Linked DNA regions of Homo sapiens: region 2 is linked to region 1. A link is a loop called in an ENCODE intact Hi-C map of the cell type or tissue named here. Cell type or tissue: gastrocnemius medialis. All regions are shown on one strand. Each heading gives the region's core, and the rest is flanking DNA. Links, peaks and the distances in the headings are about the cores only.

Region 1 (7,745 bases), core at 2,363-4,862:
CACATGATAGCTCTGTAAACACCCAAATTTTTCTCTATTTCTTAAGTAACATCCAACATAACAAGTCTACTGAGGTATTCCTGCTTTAAAAAATCAAACTGCTGGCCGGGTGCCGTGGCTCATGCCTATAATCCCAGCACTTTGGGAGGCCGAGGTGGGTGGATTATTTGAAGTCAGGAGTTCAAGACCAGCCTGGCCAACATGGTGAAGCCCCGTCTCTACTAAAAATACAAAAATTAGTCAGGCATGGTGGCAGGCGCCTGTAACCCCAGCTACTCGGGAGGCTGAGGCAGGAGAATCGATTGAACCTGGGAGGCAGAGGTTGCAGTGAGCCAAGATCATGCCACTGCACTCCAGCCTGGGCGACGGAGTGAGACTCTATCTCCACAAACAAAGAGACACCAAACTGCTTTCATAATGGAACTTATGTTGAAAGCATTAAGAAGAGGAATTTATTGAAAATAACACAGTGAACACAGTGAAAATAACACAGTGAATACAATAAAAATAACATTACAACCAAGTTTATCAAATAATTATATTAAACATGTTTCAGTTGGGCACAGTGGCTTACGCCTGTATTCCCAGCACTTTGCAGGGCTGAGGTGTGCAGATCACTTGAACTCAGGAATTTGAGACCAGCCTGGGCAATGTGGTGAAACCACTTCTCTACCAAAAAAAAAAAAAAAAAAAAAAATTAGTCAGGTGTGGTGGTGCATACTTGTCTCTGCTACTTGGGAGGCTGAGGTGGGCAGATTGCTTGAGCCCAGGAGGTCAAGGCTGCAGTGAGCCTTGAGCATGCCACTGCACTCCATCCTGGACAACAGAGTGAGACCCTGACTCAAAAAAAATTATTATTATCATACGAAACATATAGTTCAAGGCAAACTATAATGAAGAGTTGTGATTATCAATTCCTGCTCATCATAGAATCAACCACGGATATTTGGTTGCAGATAAGTGTCACTGCCTCTACTTCACCATTTTTTTTTTAACAGTTTTAACTTATTTGGCCTTGGGAGGGTTAACTGGGAAGAACTGAAAAGGAAAGCAAACAGAGTGAGATCTCAGCTGTCAGGAAAGGTAGGTAGTCATGTGCACAGAGCAGGCCATTGCCGCATGCAGAAACTGGGATCTCCTGCTAACTATAGAGTTTGCTCAAGCAATTATGGAGGCTGAGAAGTTTCATGATCTGCTGTCTACATGCTGGAGACCCAGGAGAGCTGATGGTGTAGTTCCAGTTTGAGATGGAAGGCCTGAGAATCAGGAGAACTGATGGTGTAAATTCCAGTCCCAGTGCAGGAGAATACCAATATCTCAGCTTGAAAACAGGTAGAGAGAGTAAATTCTCCTTACTCAGCTTTTTGTTCTATGTAGGCCTCCAATGGATTGGATGAGGCCTACTACCCACACTGGGGAGAGAAATCTGCTTTACTCAGTCTGCCAACTCAAATGTTAATGTCATCCAGAAACACCCTCATAGACACACCCAGAATCATGTTTATCTGGGCATCCCATGGCCAAGTCAAGTTGACACAAAAATTAAACATTAACAATGAGCAAGGAGCCTAGTGGCTAAAAATGCAGCCTCAAATCCAATGTGCCCTACTTACTGTGACCTTAGGTAAGTTACTTAACCATTCTAAGCCTCCCTTACCCCCAAGTAAAATGGAAATAATGATAGCACCTTCCTGAGCTTGTTTTTAGAAGCACATGAGAGAGGGTCAGGTCCAGTGGCTCATGCCTGTAATCCCAGCACTTTGGGAGGCTAAGATGGGAGGATCGCTTGATGCCAGGAGTTTGAGACCAGCCTGGGCAACACAGTGAGACCCCATCTCTAAAAATAAAGAATAAAAAAAGTTAGAATCACATGAGATAATGTCTGTAGAGTGCTTAGCAGAGTGCATGGCCCTAGAACTCACCATTTCTCTCTATCTAGGCATGAAGAAAGGAGATTCTCAACCAGGGAGGTTGGCAGTAAGTTTGAAAAATTCTAAGAAATTTCAGAAGATTCTATATGACCTTGATGACTAAAATCATATTTGTTATAGGGGAGGGAAGAGAAGCAAAGGAGTGAGGAGAGCAACTGAAAGCCTCTTACTTTCCAGCAGACCAGAATAACAAGGAACACTATGTCTGCTTTGAGGCTCCCTGCTGTCAAGGATGCCTGCTTCTGGGGTCTGCATAGAAACCTCTTAAAATCTGCTCACAGGCTTCTTAAGCTCCTGCCTCTTGAGCACCTCACATGTCATGCTTCCTGTGGAAATCTCCATTGCACATGGCTGCTGTGGGAAAAAGTGTAGGGTGGGGAGATGAGGGTAATACTAGAGAGAGCGATGAAGCATTGGAAGCTGAGAGGCATTCTCAGATCCAGAGGGTCATAGAGATTGAAGTCAGGGCTTTGATGGCAACCAAAATAGACTGCTTTCCAGCTGCAACGGAAAAAGGTGACTGGGATGTTATGATGGAGGGCAAGGAGGGTGGGTGAGAAGGTTTAGATAAATGCCTTCCTAGGCAAACTGCATCTAGTTGGTTGGATATTTTAAATAGTCAAAATGATTTACTTTTATTAGTGCAAAGACAAAACTGAATATAAACTGAGGGATTTATTTTCATTTGCAGATGTGAATTGGACACAGTATCATGCTACTTGTTGAATTCTGATTTAGAGCATCCACCCAAATCAAATTTGGGCCTCATTTGGGTAGATGCCCAAACTAGAATTTAACAAGTGGCATGATACTGGGAGGCAAGGAAGTCTCCACATTTAATGCTGAGGAGAGAAAGAAATTTCAGGACAGGGAAGTGTGTCTGAGTTAGACATACTTCTTTTCTACAGCTCCTTGTTTGAAATCAATACACATTCTGATTAAGGGCAGAGAGTTTTTCCTCTGAATAAACCATTTCCCCTGAAGAAATTGGCTGGATGGTATAATACCGGTTGATGAACCAGAAAACCTAGCCTCTGTTCCCTCCAACACCATTTCCCAACTACGTCACCTTGGGCAAGCCACTTAACCTTTCTGAGGATCAACTTCCTAAAGTCAAATGGGATAATAATCCCTCGTCGGCATCCTACAGTTGGTTATTTTAAAAAAGTGAGATAATAAATGTGAATTGACCTTGAGATCTGTAAAATGTACACAGTATTATTCCTGAACCATGACTGCTTCCCTTGCCCGGTCTAGTGATTTTAAGCACACAATACAAGATCTTCCCATATTGTTGCAATATGGAAGGAAACAGCTGCTAGTCAAAGCCAGTTTTAGAAACCTGCATTTTTGCAAAAGGAAGAGTCAACTTTCATCATAACAATGTTGCTGGCACAGGATGGTTACTGCCATAAAACAATGTAGAGATGGTCCAGCAGGTGTCAGCAGAGAACCAACTTTCAGTACTAGGTGGGCTCCTCCAGGGAGGGAGATGCCCGGGCCTGGTGGGCTGGGACAGGGCTGGGGGGACTCCGTCATTAAATCCAGGGCTGTCCCAGTTCTGGCGGGTGCTGGTAGGCAGATTGGGACCACTGAGATGGGGACAACAACCCATTGGCTTTATCTGCAAAATCCCTCTCATTGGCTCCAGGATCCTCTCCCTTCAGAAGATCCCTTCCCATGACTGTTTTTTAGTCTGGGCCTGAGTCCCTCTTCTGGCCCTAGAACCTGTGCTCTAACTTGAAAACCTGTCTCACAGGGAAGAAGGTTTATTTGTTTGTTTAGAGAAATACTGCTTTGGGAATGCCTTTCATCCCTGTCTGTTTTGGATATATGTTTTTCACCTACTCCTCCTTCTCCTACCTTAACAACCAGCCATTCAGATTCAATAATTCAGGCAACAAATCCAAGGTGAGTGGCTAATGTATGGGAAGTGGGAGAGCACTGTTTACAGCTACTAAATAGAAGCCCGTGCAATGAAGTATGTAAGCTCATATATGCTACAGATAGTCTCTCATATTTTACTCTTATGATTTCATTGCAAATGTATATGAGTCTGTTATAATGTGCCATGTTGAAATGGGTTCTGCCATAGGTTTTATGAGATTTGGGGTCTTTCTTGGCTGGATGTAGAGAGGATGACTTGGAGAGGCAGAGAAGCAGCTCTTTGAAACAGGAGCAAATCCCAAACTGCCTGCCTCCCCTCCCCTCCACATTTCTAAGATTCCCAGAGAGAGAGAGAGAGAGAGAGAGAGTGTGTGTGTGTGTGTGTGTGTGTGTGTGAGAGAGAGAGAGAGGTACATATATGTAAAGTGGTATATCTTAGTAGTGAGGAAGGGAAATATGTGAGAAGCCCTATGAGAGGAAAGGGCAAATGGAATCAGAGCCAAAAGGCTGTCTGAAACTTTGGAGCAAGACCTATGGATAAAGTTCAAGGGCAGGGCCACAGCCAAATAGAGAGCTGGCCACCTGCAAATCTGCCACATCTGGGAAATGGAGAAAAGGAAAAAGAATAAATCAAATAGCTATGGATGTTTGTAGCCCTATTGCATTATTTGCTTTTCCCACCCCATAGCAAAGTCCAATTCTTCTCAAAAACTCAGAAATTCTGGAATAACTCTAAGGTCTCCAAGGAAAGAGAGTTGTGTCCTACTTAGAATAGGCCAAAGTATGCGTGTGTGGGTAGGGGGTGTGTCTATGGGGGATCATTAGAGTCCTAATCTCTAGTATCTGGCACCCACAAAGAACAGAACTCCCATATCCACCACTAAGTATGACTGCTGGGACCAGTGATCCATAAGTCTCCAGCTGGCAGAAAGACAGGCACAATATACACAGATTCCTACGTTGCTGCAAATTTCTTGAATTCTCAAGTAGCTGGATAAGCTGTGTTTCTTTTTCTTTCTGATTGTAAATATTTAATTATTTACATCTCTTTTCTTGAAGCCAGTAGGTACCATGTTTGCAAGAATATTTGAAATTAAGAGGAGAGGGGTTCCGAAGTCCACAGAGCAACTGCCTTGCACATTATTTTACCCAGAATGCACAAGAAAAAGCAACACAGATAGCAGATATAGCCAGTTCAAGTCCTTGAAGAGTTATGGTCCTGTAATATACAAGGCCCAGCATTCACTATAATTGACCTGTGCTCAGTGTGGATCTGTGACTCTGGTTTTGGGACAAAAGTCTGCACTGATGATTTAAATATGGAGGCTCCAAAGACAGGTAGAACCAAAGGATGGTGAAACCCATCTCTTGCCTCAGTCATTGCATAAGCCCCTGATTCAGGACCCTTTTAAACCCTAAATCCCCATAAGCTATATTGTTAAATTATAAAACGAACCTTCTCTGATCTTATCCATTCCCAATATGGTGAAATCGTCTTTGGCTGTGTTTAACTAGGAAAAGTGAAGGGATGAGTTGAAAGCATTAAAAACAGCAGTCAGCATGATCAGAAACCCCAGCCAATGCGATATTTTCCAAAGAAAAGAGGCCACAGTTAGGGTCTCCGCTGCGTAGACCAAGCTCAAGTTAATTCGGTTTAGCCAGGCCCTTTTCTTTCCTGTTAAATTCTCAACCCCCATGGCTACCAGCCCCTGGGGAGCCCTCGCCTCTACCCCCAGGACCTCCCTGCCCGGCTCAGTAGCTCTGGGCCAGTTCATTTCGCCACAGCCCGGAGCCTCTCGGAAAGCAAAGATTAAAGGGGAAAGTCGCAGCTGTATATTTATATTTTCATTGCTAGAAGGGAATTGATTTCCGTGCATTTATTTTGGTAGTTGTAATACATAAGGGCGGATTTGCGTCACCCGAGCAACTTGCCGGTGGAGATAAAGTTGCACAAATATTGAAAGGGGAAGTGCTAGGAGTCATTATAGAGTTTTTCTCCGGAAGAAATAAGGATTTCTGCAGTATCCTAAAATACTAAGGCCGCTTCTATTTTGAGACCAATCTCGCAGGCACATCCGCTCATTTAGTCCCGAGTTTGAGCCCATCAAAAAACAGGAGATGACCTGAACTCCGGCGAGCCCAGGGTTTCCTGCTGCTTTCTTGGTTCTGAAGAGTGGGGAGTAAGGAGGGCGGGAGTCTGCGGGCTCAGAACTCGGCGAGGGGCCTGCAGGGGCCAGGCTTGGGCCTGGGGAAGGGGTAGAGGGGGCGGCGGGGGTCGCTCCAAAGACTTGTATTTCGCGTTTGCCTCCGGGAGCTGGGAGTAAGGCCTTGGATGGCGCCGACGCGGTTGCGAGGAAGCTGAGGCCTGGGAGAGCAAGGGGCGCGCAGGCGAAGTTGCAACTTGCACTCCAGCCGCGGGCCTGGCGGAGAAAGGGAGGCTCGCGGCGCCGCGAGGAGTCGGCGGGCCTCGGGGCCTCGCTTTCGCCGCATCTGCCCAGCGCTCCGGGCCTTGAATCTCGGCAGATGCGAGTTGTGGGCACCTAGGGAACCCTGAGGACTCGCATTCCCCCGGGTCTGTATCCCGTGCCCACCCCGGAGCGTCGCAAACCTTGGAAAGGGTGAAAGCTGATAGGGGAGTCTTATTTCTTAAGAGAGAGGGTGAGGGCGCGCGGCGCTGCCTCGGGTAAGGAGTAAATGCACCTCTTTCACAACCGTGAGTTTGGGCTTAGGCTGAGGTCTAAATGTTTGCAGTCAAATTAGAAACGCAATCAAACTGGAAGTGGCACTAGAAAGCAGAGGGCTCACGGCCTCCGCTACGCACACTCCCACCGAAGGCTCACCAGAACCCTCAGCCAGCGCCTCAATTGCCCATGTTGTACTTGTCGCTCCTTTGCCTTCACCTTGACACAGAAAAACTGGTCTTAATACGTCTCTCGCCCCAGGTACCCCTACCTTCAGCCAAACACACCCATCTATCTCTGGAAATAGCACCTCTCTCCTGGTTGCGTGGAGCAGGGGAAGAAAACCTTTCAGTAAAAGAGAGATGGAGAGCGAGAGCGGGAGAGCTGGAGGGCGGGAGGAGGGAGAGAGAGAGGGAGAGGGAGAGATCTTAGTGCTGGCTGATCAGAAGTGATTGATAATTTTCCAGGAGAAAGTCAAAAGCTTAAAAGGATAGCATCTGCATCAAGGGGCTAGAGAAAACACCAGAAATTAATTTTATAAGCCCAAACCCTGAACTCGAGATAGGCATGGCAAGTTCACTTGCTTTTCTGGGTTTATTTGGTGAGGAGCCTTCGTGCTGAAGGGAAATAAAAATGTCACAGAATCCCTGTTAGGAGATGCTTATTAGGGCAATCGAAAACAAAAGTTTTCGTGGTTTCATTATTCGTATTATTTTATTTTCTTCCTGAAAATGTGCAAGAACAGCTCATCTGGGTGGCCTGTGGTTTGTTTGGGAGAGGGGTGGGGAAATTCATTCTGACTATAATTTAAAGAGAAGAAATTCTTAAAATAGATATGTCGATGTTGCACAAAACCTCCACCACCACTACCCTGCGTTCTAAAGACCCAAGGCACGAATGGAAGACGTTGACCACCACGCAGCTCCTCCTGCAACCAGGCCCAAGGGGTTCCTGGGGAAGCTGTCACAGAATTGAAAGCAGTATTGAACCCCACGGAAATCTGCTCTTGTGGGCACTTGCAAAACAACGAACCCCACGTGATCCGGAGATGTGGTGGAGGGGTGAGGCTAACATTTCCTACAACCTCCTGCAAAGGATGGAAGCGCGTGCCGCTCTCCCGGGTTTCGGGAGGCAGCCTGTTTTGTAGCCTCTGAGGCTCCGGGGAAAGGTTTGGCTGCGTCTAAGAGAGACGTTTGGAGCCATCCGTCTTATTTTGTTTGAAAAGTCACTCGTTCAATTTGTCACT
Region 2 (7,745 bases), core at 3,046-5,545, 330 kb after region 1:
ACACCTAGAGAGGAGCAACACACACTGGGGCCTTTCAGAGGACAAAGAGTAGGAGGAGGGAGAGGATCAGGAAAAATAACTAATGGGTACGAGGCTTGATACCTGGGTGATGAAATCTGTACAACAAACCCCCATGACAAAAGTTTACTTATGTAACAAACCTGCACTTATACTCCTGAACTTAAAATAAAAGTTTTAAAAAAGGTACCATTTTTCTTCTTTTCCAATCTGGAAAGAGGACTTTTATTTCCTTTTCTTTTCTCATTGCCCTGGCTAGAACTTCTAGTGCAATATGGAATAGAAATGGTGAGAGTGGAAATTCTTGTCTTACTCCTGATATTAGGAGAGAAACATCCAGTCTTTCATCATTAAATGTGATGTTAGTTGTGGGCTGTTCATAGATGTTCTTTATCAAATTGAGAAGGTTCCCTTCTTTTCCTAGTTTGTTAAGTGTTGTATCACAAAAGGGTATTGGAATTTTGTCAAGTCCGTGACCATTTGGTTGCAAAAATGGAAATTGCATGTGGTTCAATCAAATAGATTACTCTCATGTTAATTTGGTAAGTATCAGCCAGTCTTCCAGAGTCTGAAAATGCCTGGGAATATAAATATTGAATGAATGCTTCAGTCTGGCTGGGCCTAGAATGTGATGACCACACCCCCATCCTGCTTTGCTGAGGAGACTTGCTTGGGCAGTCACTTCTTCTTCCAGGCCATGCCTCTATCTCTTGCCCATTCACACAGCATCCTAGCATTAAATGAGGTCACATCCAGGAAGATGCTTTGAATGTGAGGGATTAGGATTAGTCTATTTGCACTGTTTCAGGTGGTAGCCAGGGTAGTAAAAGCTCATTACCTCTTATATGAAAACTTTGGGCTAGCATTTCAGAATTCAGAATTTTGGGATCTCAGCAAGCTAATATGGCAAATATATGGTATATTGTATTAAAATCCCCAGTGGGGTTTGATGCATCAACCTGTAGTCAAACACATAGACATTTCTGTAGCAGAATCAATGGATGCTCCCATTAGGTTTTTCAAATAAAGACTATAAATAGCTTCACATCAGTTCAGATCAGGTGTCACTACCAAATGAATTCAGACCATGTTAAGTATTGTCAACCAAATGAGTAATAAAGAAACTTGTGGGTTTGGAAAGTGGATAAGAGGCTGTGGCCTATACTCATTGGCTAATTCAGGCAATTCTGCTTTGTTCCACACTGTGTATAGTTTTACCTGCCTGTAGCCTAGCCCCTCCCCTTAACCTTCCCATTAGGAGATTTCTGGAGGGAACAAGCAAAAAACACACACTTTTTTTTTTTTTTTTCACCTGCACACCATTCAGCAGCATTTTCATCACCTTCCCACCAGACAAGGAAACGGGCTTCAGATCCTGTGGGAGTTTGAACTGGGAGTAAAATTATATAGGATATGCTTGCCTAGCAGAGTAGAAGAGAGTACAAGGCAAACACCATATGAGTTTGCAGTTTTACCAGTAAGATAATGATTCAGTTATGGAGGATAGCTCCTATGGTTTTGTATAACATTAATTTGGGTTTTCAGGGATGACAAAACTTATTTAGAAGCTGACTCAGGGGATAAATTTTGATTTAGCAAACAGTCTCAGAGAACGGTGTTTCAAAGACAACCACCTTGTCCAGGAGTCTGCCTTTGAAAAAACTGAGAAACAACCAGTTTTGATGGATTCTTTCATTCTCTATAGGCCTTCACTAGATCCCCATCCCATCCTAGGATTCTCTACCATTCTAGAACAAAATTCCCACTCACTAGTTGACATGGACTCAGAAAGAAAGCTAAGCAATAGTGTATTTACTCTCCAAATATGACCATTGATTATCTAACATACGTTTTCACCAAAGTACTTTTATTGTAGAGGATGTCAGAGGTATTAAAGAAGCCACACCCCTAGTGACAAATACCTTTACTGCCTCCTGTTTTACCTTACACATTTGTGAGAATTTAAAAATCTATACAATAAATTATTCTTTTTAACACAAACATAAATTTTCCTCAAACATTTTTAAGAATAATTAATACACCAGGAAGATAATTTATGCTTATCTGGGGCCTTGCATATTCACTATCAGCATGGCCAGGATCCAGGAGGTCACATGTACCTGTCTGAGAAACATGAAATTGATGTGTTGTCCTCTGAGCTATCCCTGAAAGAGTAGACTTCAGGTACTATATTGACGACTGTCTACCTCATCTTACAACCCCCAACTGGATCAAGTAACCACAGATCTTGGTTATAGAAGACAAGGGTTTAACAGGACACTAATAGCAATTATGTCATGTTCTAAACCTTTTGTTTTTATTTGCTTGGAAGCTGAGGCCCAGGAAAGTTGAAGGACTTCCTCAAGGTCACAGAATCAGGACTAGTTTCTAGACCTCCTAACTCCAATCCCATTTGAACTTAGGGGGTAGTATATGACTGGTGTCTGACTGATACCAGTCAGAAAACAGATGGGTTGTGTGGATGAATCAGCTACACTTCTATCCTTTTCACATAACCCAGACAGTTCAAAGGAGTTGGAGATGCATTTGCTGTATTTTGCTTTTTGCAAAGGATAAGTGTCTCTTCCCAACTTTTATGATTTGAATAATGATTTAACAATGAAGATCCTGGAAACACAAACTCTATGGGAGGTTGGTAAACTTTTATTTATAAGATATGCTTATAAATAAAGGATATCTTTATTTTCAGTGCTGGGCTGCTCAGGATTAGACTAGAGTGAAGAAAACTGGATTGTATTTAGATTTTTCTGATATATTTGAAAGCTGAAAAGAAAGTATAGGAAATAAATACTTTTTTTTCATTTAAGATTTTAAAAGGAATTTAAGTGCTTGTTAAAAAAAAAGTTGCCTCTTGACTGTCGGTAATCTTTTCGGCAGACATAGAAAGGGAAACCTTTATACCTTTGTATTTTTAGTTCCTAACAAAGGACAACTGTGCATGAATGGGGAGAACATTAACCCCCACTTGCCCTCAAATGTAACCTGTGATCACATTGTGCCAACTACACCAGTGAGCACCAACAAATATAGTTATTAATTGAGGTTTCTCAAACATCTGGACTTTTGGCACCCAGAACCAAAATAGCTGGACATTTGTTTGAATTCTCTACTTGTTTTCCAAGCTTGACATTGAGTCAGAATAATAGCAGTTATAGACTACTTCCTATATGCCAGAGTCAGGCTAAATGTTTTACCTGTATTAGCTTGTTTAACCTTCACAACCATCAAATGAGTCCTAAAGTATGAATGATTCCTTTTAGAGATGAGGGTACTGAGGCTCAGAGAAGGAAGCACAGAGCTGATATGAGAACACTGTCTGTCTGATTATAAACCCTGAACTGAGAGTGTTTCATTTTGGCAAAATGACTACAGAGGGCAACAAATGATATAAATCCAATTTGTAGCTACCCTACTAAAAGAAAGAGTGACTGTACAATATCTGAGTTAATAACATTACTCAGTAGTATCACCATTGTTAGCAAATTTGATAATTTGGGGAAAATTTTTCCTTCTCTTGAATTACTCTGATGCATTCAAATTCACCTGATAATTGTGTATTACATGTATTACCCTTTGAGTATTAAAACAACTGAAAATACCTGCATCTTTGTCAGATTAAATAATTTAGAAAATGAAAAAATACACAAAAACAAATTAAATAAACATAAGACTCAATCCCTGGGTTAAAGATGAATATTGCAGTTTTCTTTACTAGTTAGTGGCTAGAGTTTTAACTAGGTAACCTTGAGCAAGTTACTTAATCTCTTAAGCCTCAGTTTTCTCATCTTTAAAACACAAATGATAACAAAACCTACTTTAGCCTACTTTGCTAAAGGATGGAATAAAAAAATGCATGTAAAGTGCTTAACACAGTGCCTGGCTTATAGCATGGTTTCAAAACATAGTTAATTATCTGTCATAACTTAAGCTGGTACCATGGGAGAACTGGAATTCAGAAGTACACCTGAGGTCTACTCCCACCAATGGGGTGGGGGGCTGGGGTGGGTCACTGGAGAGCAGAGAAACCTCATGCAACTTTCACCCTTTCTCCTTGTTTCTGGATCTTCAGTCGCAGAAGTAAGCCAGCTTCACTTCCTCTGTTACTACTGCCCCCTGCTGGCTGGGGAGGGAAAGATGCGATGGCAGAGCTGAAATTGTTTGCTTTCCTTTCTCTGCTTCTCACACTTCTCTGTGCCAGGTCTTCAGGTTTCTTTAAATATTAAAGCTGACTAACCCTAGCCTCCTGTAAAAGGATGTGAGAGCATGAATATGATCACTCTCTCTTTAGTACTGTAAAATTTTATGGTTATGTAGAAATTCAATGTTAAAAAAACCCCAACAACTCTATGATGAAATTTCTCTGGATAAATAATTAGTTATGCCCAGAGACACATTGTGGGGGCAGTGCATTTTTTGACCTTTCAACATAGACAGATGGTTTACGCATCTTCAGCATTCAGAGTTTTCTGAGGAGCATTATATAATCTCAGTGTGGTCACCAAATGAAATAAGAAATTCCTCATTTGGCAGATGGAGCTTGCGTATCGAGTTCATAAACTTTAATACTTCTCCCAAGTCCAAAATCAGAGACAACCTGCTCCCAAGTCAGTTTCCCATTTGCACTTAATTAGGGAGTGTGTTTTGGAGGTCAGTGAAAACCAGTGGAGTATGTTTTCATAATAACTTCCCTCACAATAAAATTATTTGGGAGGCAGCTATCCAACTTTTTCTGGAATGAGGGCAAGAAAAATGGGGACACAAAGTGAAGTTATTGGATACCTTATCTGGAACTGCCCAAAATGTTGACTGAGATCCAAAGAACACACAGTACCTTCTGGATCAGGGAAAAGGAGCCAAATGTTTTTATAGTCCCAACAATTTTCTTAACTACAATTTTGCTTCATTTCTAACAACGAAGTGAAGTACTTTTAAGGATTCCAAATACTAGAGAACAAAAGCCTTCTCAGAGTTGTAATCATGTCATACAGAAATAGAGACAGTAAGTATCCTGGTTAAGGAAAATGTGAATATGTGGATGAACAAAAGTGACTGGTAGTTAGGACAGGTAGCCAGACTGTCACTTACTGGCTGGATGCTTTTGTGTATTTGGGTTTAACAAAGATAACATGGTGAGTCCCAAACATGTTGCACCTCACTTTATAAAGTGTGATATCACTGTAGCTGTAGGAAAGTGTATTGTGCTTGTATTAGCCTTTTTCTAAAATGTCCTAGAATAATTCTAAGTCACAAATCAAATTAGAGAGAGTAAACTTCCTTAATAGATTAAGAAATCAAATTCTGATAGACTAGTACTTCTTTGTAGTTTTTTAAATAATATTTTTGCTATTTTTTCTGAGACAGAATTTTGCTCTTGTCACCCAGGCTGGAGTGCAATGGTGCAATCTCGGCTCACTGAAACCTCTGCCTCCCGGGGGTCAAGCTATTCTCCTACCTCAGCTTCCCGAATAGCTGGGACTACAGGCATGTGCCACCACGCCCAGCTAATTTTCTTTTCCTTTCTTTTTTTTTTTTTTTTGTATTTTTAGTAGAGATGAGGCTTCTCCATGTTGGCCAGGCTGGTCTCAAACTCCTGACCTCAGGTGATCCACCCACCTCGGCCTCCCACAGTATTGGGATTACAGGCGTGAGCCACTGCACCTGGACTATTTTTGCTATTTCTAAATTGCATTTGGCTTTTATAACTCCCATCAATCTAGAAGGACATGGCAAGATCCATAAATTTCTGAATTGTGGTTGGTGAACTTTTATCTCAATATGAAGCTGATGGCTGCAATATGTTGAAAGGATTTTCAACCTCATATACAGAATATGGTTAACTGTTTCCTCTTTCTCTTACTCGTACACACACACACACACACACACACACACAATGACTTGAGGTAAGATTTGTTATAATTATACTGTGTATGTTCAGTGAGAAATTGTTCTGAGATGAAGTCCTGAGGCTTCTCAACCAAATTTCTCTCAAAGGCAGTTCATATGTCAAGTTGTTACATTCACCAAATGACTGAAGTGTAACCATAACAAGGGAGCATGACCCATGCATCAGAATGAATACACTATTTCTCTTTAGTCTCTTAATTTAATAGTGATGATAACAAGGAATTTGTTATACTTCGTTTCCAATATTTGGCAGATCATTTGGATTATGGCCTTTATAAGTTACCTGTACGTAAATCACCCTAAATTCAGTTCAGCTGGTATTTTTCAGTGGCAACAGAAGTAACTTCATTTTATATATTAATTGTATGAGGTTTTGATATTTCAGGCTGCTATTTTAGGTCATGTACTGTGTGGTAGGCAGCTGCTAAGATGTCCCCCACTTATCCCTGTCTCCTGGTATTGACGCTGTTCTCTTCAGTATCACTGAACTTACATCTAATGAATAGAACATGATAGAAAACGATGGGATGTTCTTAACAAGGTTAGGTTAGAAAAAGACTGTGGCTTCTGTCTTGGATGCCCTCTCTGGATCTCTCTCTCTGGGAGCCTTCAGGCTTTGGGAAGTATGCTGCCATATTGTATATGGCCCTATGGGGAGATGCCCAGATGACAAAAACCAACCAACCAAACAAAACCCACAAAACCTAAAAATAAAAAATAAACCCTTATAAACCTGGTCAACAGCCAGTGAGTACCTGAAGCTTGCCAAGAGTCGCATGAGCAGTCTTGGAAGCAGATCCTCCCCTAGTCAGGCTTTGAGATGACTGCAGCCCCAGCTCATACCATCATTGCAGCTTTGCAAGAGACCTGGAACCAGAATGCACTCAGCTAAGCCATGCCCAGATTCTTGACTCATAGAAATTGTGAGATTGTAAATGTTTGTTATTCTGAACAGCTAAGTTTTGGGCATATTTGTTACATAGCAATTGATAACTTACAAACCTCTCTAAGTCTATGGATGGCTAAATATCACAGAGTAGCCATCCTTAAGAATAGTCAGAATAGTCAGTGATCAAATACTCTGATCCATATTCTTTGGCAGAAATTATAAGCCAGGTCTTCATCTAAAAGAAGAAATGTGATTCCGGGCAAGATGGCCTAATGGGAACAGCTCTGGTCTGCAGCTCCCAGCAAGACCAACGCAGAAGGCAGGTGATTTCTGCATTTCCAACTGAGGTACCCAGTTCATCTCATTGGGACTGGTTAGACAGTGGGTGCAGTGCATAGAGGGCGAGCTGAAGCAGGGTGGGGCATCACCTCACCTGGGAAGTGCAAGGGGTCAGCGAACTCCCTCCCCTAGCCAAGAGAAGCCCCAAGGGACTGTGCTGTGAGGAATGGTGCATTTGAGCCCAGATACTACACTTTTCCCACAGTCTTCGAAACCCACAGACCAGGAGATTCCCTAGGGTGCCTACACCACCAGGGCCCTGGGTTTCAAGCACAAAACTGGGTAGCCATTTGGGCAGACACTGAGCTAGCTGCAGGAGGTTTTTTTTTGTTGTTGTTGTTTTTTCATTTCAGTGGTACCCAGAACACCAGCAAGACAGATCTGTTCAATCCCCTGAAAAGGGTGCTGAAGCCAGGGAGCCAAGTGGTCTAGCTCAGCAGATCCCACACCCATGGAGCCCAACAAGCTAAGATCCATGGGCTTGAAATTCTTGCTGCCAGCACGGCAGTCTGAAGTCAACCTGGGATGCTCAAGCTTGATGGGGGGAGGGACGTCCACCATTACTGAGGCTTGA

The links. A loop is a pair of places that touch in the nucleus more often than their neighbours do. Peaks named below come from ENCODE experiments on the same cell type or tissue, not always from the same donor. Only the 100,000 strongest peaks of a DNase experiment are listed, where the experiment ranks them.
Region 2: it touches region 1 in a loop (10-fold over the local background); 77 of 110 quality-filtered maps call a loop at or near these places.

Annotation. Positions count from the first base shown.
Region 1 is chr1:220,871,023-220,878,767 of GRCh38, forward strand. All of the region lies in intron 1 of HLX-AS1 (HLX antisense RNA 1), which reads right to left. Among named protein-coding and RNA genes, the nearest start is that of HLX, 4.5 kb to the right of the region's middle. In gastrocnemius medialis, for the core only: a CTCF peak has its summit at 3,375 (motif pointing right); a DNase peak (open chromatin) is centred at 3,409; H3K27ac peaks cover 331 bases.
Region 2 is chr1:221,199,499-221,207,243 of GRCh38, forward strand. No RefSeq gene overlaps it. Among named protein-coding and RNA genes, the nearest start is that of LINC02817, 130 kb to the right of the region's middle. In gastrocnemius medialis, for the core only: CTCF peaks have their summits at 4,159 (motif pointing left) and 4,361; a DNase peak (open chromatin) is centred at 4,153; H3K27ac peaks cover 1,748 bases.